2 separate regions of the Homo sapiens genome follow, and region 1 is linked to region 2. Evidence: chromatin contacts called from ENCODE Hi-C or POLR2A ChIA-PET data. All regions are on one chromosome and are shown on one strand. Each heading gives the region's core, a stretch centred on a gene start or an enhancer-like site at or near the end of the contact. The rest is flanking DNA. Distances are from core to core; before and after follow the strand shown.

Region 1 (4,908 bases), core at 290-2,789, 950 kb after region 2:
TTAAGATTATTTAGCAGAAGGGCCAGTAATAGGGAGAGCTAAGAGGATACGGTGCTCAAGGTGCTCTCAAACTGAGGTGTTAAATACATATTCACAAATAACTCAAAAATAACCACTGTTAGAAGTCGGTTAAGGAATCAGGAGACCCACCAGCTACTTGTTTGCCTTTTTAAGTACATGACTTTTAGGTTTGAAGTCATATTTCATCTACTGAGCTTGAGGGAAAGATGACCACTTTGAAGGTAATCAGGGAAGTCACAGACACAACTATTGTGTAATTCAAACCAATAAATTTTCCCATGATCTCAGCTTTTTGGCTCATTGCATATTTAGGAATAGTAGTGTTGATAACAGATGGAGCCATGAGAAATCTTTAGTGTCTGACCACAGATTTCCACTGGCCTAAGGGAAGTTACTTTAAAAAATATTTCAAGGTTTTAAATTCATACATTAATAAATGCTCACAAAGTTCCAATGATGTTGTTTCATTAAACAGCAAATATCTTCCAGAAACAGGGCATTTCAAAATACAGTTTTTGTTTAAAAAAAAAAAAAAGCATTTATGGTAAAGCTCAGCTGACAGTCTGTGGACAGATGCACAGGTTCCAATAAAATTCAGGACCCCAAGGGTTTCCCCAGCTCTTGAATTATTTAAAATATACACGTAGTGTTGTAGTAGTTAAGTTTTAAAACGGTGCCTCAAAACTGGCTAGTTAAGGTACATTATTTACGAAAAATATATTGTGGAGGTGATTTTTCACCATCTCAAATGTCTGCGGAAAACTGTAGCTTGGTTATCTAGCAGTGGTGAATGAGTTGATTCTCATAGTCGACCAAAACCCAGGCCAACAATTTATTTATCTTTTTAGCTTTGCTTAAGAGTAAATGAGGAAAAAATTTCCATGTAAGGAAAAATAAGTAATGTAGTATGAATTACAGAAAATGCTGAGTCTCTTTAATTTCTATTGGTTTAAATAAAAAAACTCCACACACCTATAAATTTGAGTTCTCTTTCAGAAGAAACCGCTCCCCGCCTCGCCTCAGGCAGCTCTCTCCTATTCCTCTACTAACCAGTTACTTTAATCTGAGAAACTAATTTGCACTCAACTTGTGAGTGCCTTCACCTTCAGGGCAGAAGAAACACCGACTTTTAATGCATTTTTGCAAATAAATCATTACAATTTAATCACACACGACTCTATACAGACACACTCCCATGATTTATTATCGTTGGGCGAGTTTCCCCCTCCCCCAGCGTGAGATAACCAATTTTGTTTCGGGTAGGTGTCATAAACAAAACTTCCTACGATGCAGATTTGTTTACTGATTACCCATGACGATAACGACGACTACTAAGACAATAACACTCTCCAGTCCCACCTTTATTGCTTTTGGTAACAATAAAATCAAAATAAACAGGCACGCAAAACAAACGCCAAACAAAAAATCGGCCGCGTTACAATCTACTCCCTCGGCATTCCCAGCGCCTGGCAGCGTCCATCGATGCACTCGATATCTCGGCTGAAGCTGCCTGGCGCTAGAACCAGGAAGGCGCTGAGCTTAAACTGAAGCAAGTTCGGTGGACGCCGGCGGCGCCCTGATCTAAAGAAACGACTCAGGGACTGCGGCGCTTGCACGTCAACGGGAGGTGTGAGCCCAAAGGTCTGGACCCAGGTGATGCCCACGACCAGGGCCTGGGGAGCGGCAGCCGTGGCTGCGGAGCTCCGAGGCCCTGATCCGGCGAGAGGCGACGCGGGGCCTGGCGCAGTTTGCGGCTCAGTGTCTGTGGAGGGTGGGCTGCGGCCTCGGGGCGTGCGCAGTGTCACCGTGCGCATGCGTCCCGCACCTGGGAGGCTCCGGACTCCTTGGGTCAAGGCTGGTGGCTGTAGGGTGGGTGGGTGGCCGCAGGCCTCAAGCTTGGCCTTCTGTCTTGAGGACATGTCGGAGAGTTCGCCGACTCCTCCCCTCGCCCCACGTTCCTGGTTCTTCATAGCTGCTTTTGGGTTTCCTGGCTCATCTTGCAATATAAGCCTGGCGCTTCCTCACTAGCTCTAGGTAGGGTGGAGCAAGAGGGAGGCTGGATTCTGGTGCCCTCTATCCCATCCACTCCACTGTCCCTGCCTTAGATCCAGCTCTCTTTCTGATTCCGCCCTACCCTTTCTGGCTCACACTGGCTTGCTGAGAGAAGTGGTGCAGGGTGAAATAGATGTTCCTCTCTTGAAATATAAATATGCTCGCCTTAAACACACTATATATTCCTTTGACTTCTGTACTGGTGGCATGTGACCAAGAGCATATGGCTCTGTTTACTTTTGCAAGATGTTACAATGCACCGTAAGGCATGTTGCCTGCTCTTGATTTTAGGTTAACCTTGACGTAATTTCTCTCTCAGAGGTTGTGTATCTTTAAATGCACACTGGAAACCTAAACAAAAAAATATTTTTTTACACTTTCAGAATTAGCAGTAACCCAATTGTGTTCCAGCTAACTAGGTAGTAGATAAATAAATTCAAATGTCTTATGTTGTCACAAGAAAGCATTCGAGTTGTCATCTTTGAACTTAGATGTATTATAAAAGTTCTAAGTGAAGGAGGTAAGCAGAGTTCCCAGGTTTAAGATTTGGAGCAGGTGTGACAGTTGCAACCTTGGGGGAAACTAGGTATCCTTTAAGAGCCTCTCTAGTCTTAGAGTTTATAAATATTCACTTTCTTTGCAGGCAAAGATTTCATGCTAAGTGATATAACACTTTATGTTTTTCAATAAGAGGGCTAAAAATGTCAGAATCTGAAACGACAAAAACAGCTGGCACCTTCTGTTAATTGGCCTTGCCAACTCAACCAGTCTCACAAAGAGGGGTGTTATGAATTGGAAAAGTTCTGAAAGCGGGTTGTTTATAGTAGATCTATAGTTGTATTTCCTGCTTTCATGTTCAAACCATTGGGGATAAATTCCTATGATTGATCATGCTTTTTTAAAAAGAGAGATGCTTGCAAGTTTTTAATTGTGATGGGAGAAGTGTTTTGACAGAATTCTTTATCTCTTTTGAGATAAAGAGTTGTGTACTTGTTTATGGATTTCTTAATATGTTAGTTTTCACCCCAGTTTTACTTTTCTTCTTTGAGGTGGATTTCCCATTGAAATAACCATTGTTTTCACTTTTTCTGGCCATGTGTCCAGAATCAAGAAAATTATAGTTTGATATACTGAGTGAGTAGTGGAGAAGTAATTATAAGCTATCATGTCCTTTGGAAATCTTTGTTCTTCAAACTGATTGCCTGTTTTCTGAAAGAGATAACTGCTTCTTGTACCCTTATCAATAACTGGACAAAGGAACTACTTGTGTAGTCCTTTGAGTTCTCTTTTCTTGAATGACCACATGTTGGCTTTACCTCTTCAATCAGGCACGTGAACTTTACATTAAGATATTTCTGTAAATTGATCTCCTCCTGTAGTCATTACATGCCATGGCTTCAGTTCTGTAGTGGGAGTTGTTGGGTGAGTTTTGCAACCACGAGGCTACAACCAGGAAGAACTAGAGTGAGAACAGGAAACCAAGAGCTATAGGAGCTCTGTCCCATGTTGTCTCTTTCACCTACAGATAGATTGAAAATTGTCAGCTTGTAGGACTCTAAAAGCCTGTGCTCCATTCATCATTCATTGCCCTTATCAGAAAGAACTATCAATGTGTCTTTCCATTCATTGCACCTTACTGGTGGAGTTAAGTATAAAGAATTCTTCCTTACTAGGACTATGTAATATAAATTGATTACCATGTCTTGAATTGGCAAGTATATTTAATTACATGCTGATGATATTATGGAAATCCAGGGGTAAGTTTATGTCTGTGGTGGTGAGTAGGACTTCAGTACCTGTCATTTATAGAGAAGACAATTTTGGGATCTACTTTGTGATTTGCTGTTAGTATTCACTCCCTTTTGTGAATAAATGTTTGAAGTTAACTATAACAAAGAAATATGGTGACCTTTTGCTTTCTTTTATTGGGATTAATTATATTTCAGTGTAATTTTTCTGAAATGTAAATGTGTCACTTGAAATATTTATAGTTTTGTCACACTGGTTTTTCAAACTTTTCTTGGTTTCTCTAAGGAAGGATTTATTTTAAGTTCTGGGGTACATGTGCAGGATGTGGAGGTTTATTACATAAGTAAACATGTGCCATGGTGGTTTACTGCACCTAAATATTAAGCCCAGCATGCGTTATCTATTTTTCCTGATGCTCTCCCTTCCCCCATGCCCCCACCTCAGGCCCCATTGTGTGTTGTTCCCCTCCCAGGTCCATGTGTTCTCAATATTCAGCTCCCACTTATGAGTGAGAATATGCGGTGTTTGGTTTTCTCTTCCTGCGTTAGTTTGATGAGTATAATGGCTTCCAGCTCCATCCATGTCCGTGCAAATGATGATCTCATTCTTTTTTTGTGGCTCCATAATATTCTGTGATGTATATGTACCACATTTTCTTTATTCAGTCTATCATTGATGGGCATTTAGTTTGATTTTGTGTCTTTGCTATTGTGAATAATGCTGCAGTGAACATAAACGTGCATGTGTCTTTATAACAGAATGATTTCTATTCCTTTGGATATATACCCAGTAATGGGATTGCTGGGTCAAATGGTATTTCTGGTTCTAGGTCTTTGGGGAATCACCACACTGCTGATTCCTCAAAGTATCACCCGTTCTGGACAATGCCTGTGACATCATCTTCCACAATGGTTGAACTAATTTACATTCTCACCAACAGTTTATTAATAAAAGTGTTCCTGTCTCTCCACAGCCTTGCCAGCATCTGTTGTTTTTTGACTTTTTTTTTTTTTTTGAGACGGGAGTCTCACTCTGTCACCAGGCTGGAGTGCAGTGGTGCGATCTCGGCTTACTGCAACCTCTGAC
Region 2 (4,974 bases), core at 1,487-3,986:
CCACAGAAGATAATCATGTGATTACATAATAGTTGGCTCAATGGTTCAAAGAATACTAGAAAACCATTTCCTTTAAGCAAAGAGAAACCTTTGACTAAAGATAGAGCCTTGTATTAGTGTCATTACTTTAAACATCCTGAAGAATCAGCCAGGTATCTAAATACAGATTTAACCTCAGACCATACCAAAGACCAATTTGAAATCTTCCCAATTCCCAGGGACTCATCAACAAACTAAAAGATATTTTAGAATTTAAAAAGTACTCTATCCCTGGACACAGTTAAGGTGAATGAGAAAAGATGGGGGAGAAAAAGTATGTAGGAAAACTGTTGCAGACTTTTTGACTAGGATACTCTTTTTTTAAAAAAGAACTGTCTGTAGACTCACAGAATAGACTAGTCATCTTAAAGTTGCTTTAATATTTGCTTGTCTGAATAGTTCCATTACTGCCAACTTACAGATTCAGCCAATAAGGACTACTCATATAGAATACTAACAGCACTAACCAACATACCCAACCCCCAGAACAACTTATAATCCTTTTAATAACTTCCTTTCAAACTCAGTACAATTTGTCTAACATCACTACAATTCCTTAAAGAGTGAATGCAAAAACTATTCTACACCAAATATATCATTCTGCAGCATGTACTGGAAGTCACCTGTAGATGCAGGAAGTCCTGCAACAAACTTTTTGGTACTGCCTCACAGGAACACATAGGTCCACATAAAATTATGTTACCACAACACCTAGGAGATACTATTTCAGTCTCTGTATTTTCTTACAACATCAAATAAATGGCCCTATCTAAATGCAACCCAATCAATCTTACTTGTTAATTTTCTAACCCACTCACTGAGACTGTATCTAACCAAAACAAAATACCTGTTTAATCCCTTTGACTTCAAACTTCAAACTTTATCATCCTGCAGTCCTTTCAGATCCGGTATTATTCGATTTATCGTAGTTCAATGTTGAGAAGTACTCTAACAAAAGCCAACCTCAATTGATAAAGAATTAACTGGGACTTCGAGTAGAAAAACATAATCTACACAGAACTTTGCCACAATATTAACTTAAACTACAGTGTTTAAACTTCCAGCCTTCAGTCTTCCAGAGAGGGGAGAGGAAAAATAACTTACAGAATACACTCACACTTGAGCCAAATGTACTCCCTTTCTTGTTTAATCTTAAGCCACAGGCCTGGCTTCACAGCACTGTTAGGATTGTCCATAAATGCAACTGCCTCTACAAACTTTAGATAACCGGTTAATTATGTTTCTTTTTTCAAATTATTTTAAGTATCAGTGTTCCTATATGAACTTTAACACCTAAATTAAAGTCCGTTTTCTTTTGCATCCGTATTCACTTGAAAGGAAAGATGTTTTGATTTGATGACTGGTGCACGGTACAGCAGTAGCAAGAGATACTATGTTCAATAATGCCAATCTTACCTTTTTCCTCTTAACTGGCGGAGGTGGTGGAATACATTAATCACATCTCTTATTCTTCTAGGTGCTTCTTCGATTTTTGATGCAAGATTAATACAAGCCATAGCAACAATCTGAAAGAACCCATGAGCCACAAAAGCCATTGTTAGATTAAACTCACTTTGAAGAATAAAATTTAGAACACAATTGGGACAACCTTTAGTAAAATTAGAGAAGACATCTCTATGCCGTAAGTCTACCAGCTATGCTAGTACTATACTTTTTGTTGTTTAACTCATCTTAATTTTGGTTCCAGAGTCAAACTCAATCTTACAGGAGTTCTGCATTTGGTTGAAAACTGTACTTTTCGTTAAGAGGGCACTTAGGCTCGTGATCGATTTTGAACCACATTCTAAAGGTTTCCACTTCCTGGCGAGTGAGAAGTAGGTACAAAGGCCTAAACTAAACCACTCCCTTTCTGGAAAAGCTGGCTGCTGACACTACCCCTACTCTGCCCATTTCCGGATGAAGAAATCCCTTTTACCCGCCTCCGCTGTGCTTACCTCGAAACTGTGTTTGACGAAAGATTTGGAGTAGAAAAAACGATGAAACAACACCTGCCCCGTTGCCATCGCCACCTGCAGACAAGAGAGGAGAACGGAAGCGCAGGGGTCAGGCGGGCCCGCTCCAGGCGCCGCCGCCATTTTGTGCCGCCGATCGCTTCCCTTTCCCCTCCCGCCGCCGCCGCCGCTGCGAACAGCCCGCTGCCAAGTCCTCCCTCCGCCTCCGCAGCCCCCCGCCCCGGCACGCCCCGGCCGCGGCTGGGCCCCGAACGGGAAAGCCTGAAGGAACCGTCCCCACCCTCCCGGGGCACGGTGATACTGAGATGCGGCGTAGGGGACGGAGGAGAGGAGAGGAGCGCCCGGCCGGCCCGGGGCCGGAGCACTGACCTGCGGCAGCCGGAGGAGAATGCCGGCGGCCTGGATGAGCTCGCAGCCCAGGATGCGTAAGTCCGTCTCACTGGGCAGGTCGAGCCCATCCTGCATGGATGGGGTGGGCGAGAGCCTCTCCTCCGGAATCAGAGAGTGGTCGATGGTAAGTGAAACTTCCGAGTACAGGCGATCGCCGATCAGGATCCCTCCCGTCGTGGTCGTCGTCGTGGTCGTCGTCCCGGAGCTGGAGCCGCCCGCGCTTGGGGCGGCCGATGAGGCGGCTGCGGCAGCAGTAGCTGTCGAATGAGGCCCGGACGCCATAGTCTTAGCGAGCCGCACGCAAGCCCAACGCAGCCGGAACCCGAAACAAGACTAACCAGCGTTCTCGGCGCGACGGATATTCCCGTGACCGCCGGGTTCTGGGCCGCTTCACGCCGCGTGCGCTTCCGCCCTGACGTCACCACGCCGGGCAGCCGCGCGCCAACTAGTCCCTCCAGGCCGCGCCTCCGCCCTCGGCATCTGGGCCTGCGAGGGGAGTGTTGGGTGCTGCGACAGACCTTGGGATCCTCAGAGGCTGAGGAGGCCTTCTCTAGCCAAGGCCGGTCGAAACCACCTTGTTTGTGATAGCCACACGAATAACGGAGCTTTACAAGATCCCTTATACCCAAAATAGAGGTGGCAGCATTGGCTAGCATCTCTGCGCCCCTTCGCCCTGCATTCCGGCCTCTTCCTTTAGCCTCGGCGCGGCTTGCGTTCCGCGTGTACCAAGGGAAGTGGCGGCCGACCTGAGCGCGCTTTGGCGGGTGGAAGTGGTGACTTTGTTGTCCTGTGTGGACGAATGTGTAATATAAAGTGACCCTCAAGGAATCTGGAGAGGGCTGCTTTACAGTATTTGAAGAACACAGGGCTGTGGACCCTATCGGTTCCCAAATGAAAGCTCCCCGGGGAGCGTGTTTTTGCCAGTATGGGGAAGTAGGGCGGAGGCATAGGAATGACCGCGAGAGTGGCTGCTTTCATAGCTCCGCTTGCGAAACTCCTGCCCGGCCTTTGACACCGCCACGGCTTTCAGTAATCTGGAAAATCCCTAGTTTCCAAAAATAGTCTTAGGGCGAGGACTTGACAGAGGTAATTTGATTATGCCTGGGAGTCTCTATTCATACATGGTTACCTACCGCGGGTAGGGTGAGGTCAACCTCGTGTTTTTTGTTTTTTTTCCTGTGATATTAGCTAGCAATTTCCAGCGTTTCCTGAACCTTGAAGTAAAAACAATGATACTGATCTAAACTACTAGAATCTAGGTTGGAAGGAAAGGAATGCATCACGTTTTACTCTTGACGCTCAGAAAGCGATACCCCAAAGACAGAGGCTTTAGAAGCTGCCTCATAATGCAGGTCCCCCAACCTTGACTTGTTGCTCCCACTTTTCCCAAGTGCAGGGAGGTACTCTCTGAAATTTCCTTTCCTGACTAGAGAAGCCTCTTTGTAGAAGAATCAATCGCATTCCTCCCCTCGCTGAAATCTCGTATCCTATTTCAAAAAGACTCAGAAATGCAGCCATTCCTGGAGGGACTTTTTCACAAGATTACTCAAAAGAAAATTATTTACTAATTTCTGTCCATTCATTGTTCCTAATAATCATTTGCTGCTCCTCAAAATAAATGTCTACATTTCTCATCTACCCTTTCCCCTATGAAAAAAAGATATAAAATCTTCTGTACTCCATTAAGCTACTGGGTAATCATCCTCCTGCTTTTACCCCGGTGTTATGTATCCCTTTTCTCCTGTTAATCGCCTGTTATCAGTTGATTTTTTTTTTCTTTTTTTTTAGATAGAGTCTCACTCTGTCGCCCAAGCTGAAGTGCAGTGGCGCGATCTCGGCTCACTGCAGCCTCCGCCTCCGGGGTTCAAGCGATTCTCCCACCTCAGCCTCCCCAGTAGCTGGGATTACAGGCACACACCACCACGTCCAGCTAATTTTTGTATTTTTGTAGAGACGGGGTTTTGCCATGTTGGCTAGGCTGGTCTTGAACTCCTGACCTCAGGTGATCCGCCCGCCTCGGCCTCCCAAAATGCTGGGATTACAGGCATCCAAAGCGCTGGAATTACAGGCATGAGCCACCGCACCCGGCCTTATCAGTTGATTAAGTGAACCTTCAGTGGGCAAAGTTGTTTTAAAATGTACTGATACTTGAGCCTTGCCTGCAGAGGTTGATGTCACTGATTTAAGGTGGGCCCAGCCAGTGGTTCAGTTTTGCCTGTCTTCGAGTGATTGGAATGTACAGCCAAGAGAGTGTAATTATGGTGCTGGCAGAAGTATTAACCTATCTGGATGTCACTGTCTTCACTTTCTGACTAGGCTGCTTCCAGGGAATCTTTCCACCTCAATATTTATGAGATATCTATAATTTTATAACAAACTTTTAAAGGAGCCTCGGTTTCCTTAAACACAATTGATGACACCAGTTTTCTGGTTTTCTTCCATTTTTGTTTATAGAGCCAGGGTCTCACTGTGTTGCCCAGGCTGGCCTTGAACTCCTGAACTCAAGGGATCTTCCCACCTCAGCCACCTGAGTAGCTGGGACTATAAGTGGCACACCACTGTGCCTGGTCAG

What was found. A loop is a pair of places that touch in the nucleus more often than their neighbours do. ChIA-PET counts read pairs that join two places held with the same protein, here RNA polymerase II (POLR2A). Pooled maps may share reads with other maps.
Region 1: a map of OCI-LY7 shows a loop between it and region 2 (19-fold over the local background). The contact joins the promoter of RSRC1 here to the promoter of CCNL1 in region 2. A Hi-C loop is called at or near these places in 9 of 168 maps with a recorded cell type or tissue (B cell, CD4-positive, alpha-beta memory T cell, CD8-positive, alpha-beta T cell and 5 more), 1 of 37 single-sample maps with no recorded cell type and 21 of 50 pooled maps. POLR2A ChIA-PET finds 5 or more read pairs at or near these places in 3 of 52 experiments (CD8-positive, alpha-beta T cell, PC-9 and activated B cell).

Annotation. Positions count from the first base shown.
Region 1 is chr3:158,108,550-158,113,457 of GRCh38, forward strand. RSRC1 (arginine and serine rich coiled-coil 1) reads left to right here and starts at 1,540. Exons shown (of 10, transcript NM_001271838.2): 1 at 1,540-1,674. RefSeq lists enhancers at 1,201-1,702, 1,504-1,853, 1,703-2,202, 2,064-2,113.
Region 2 is chr3:157,157,411-157,162,384 of GRCh38, forward strand. It overlaps CCNL1 (cyclin L1), which reads right to left and starts at 2,737. Exons shown (of 11, transcript NM_020307.4): 1 at 2,382-2,737; 2 at 1,995-2,069; 3 at 1,456-1,565. The coding sequence starts at 2,684. RefSeq lists enhancers at 1,949-2,018, 2,652-3,381, 3,469-3,518, 3,539-3,598 and a silencer at 2,159-2,368.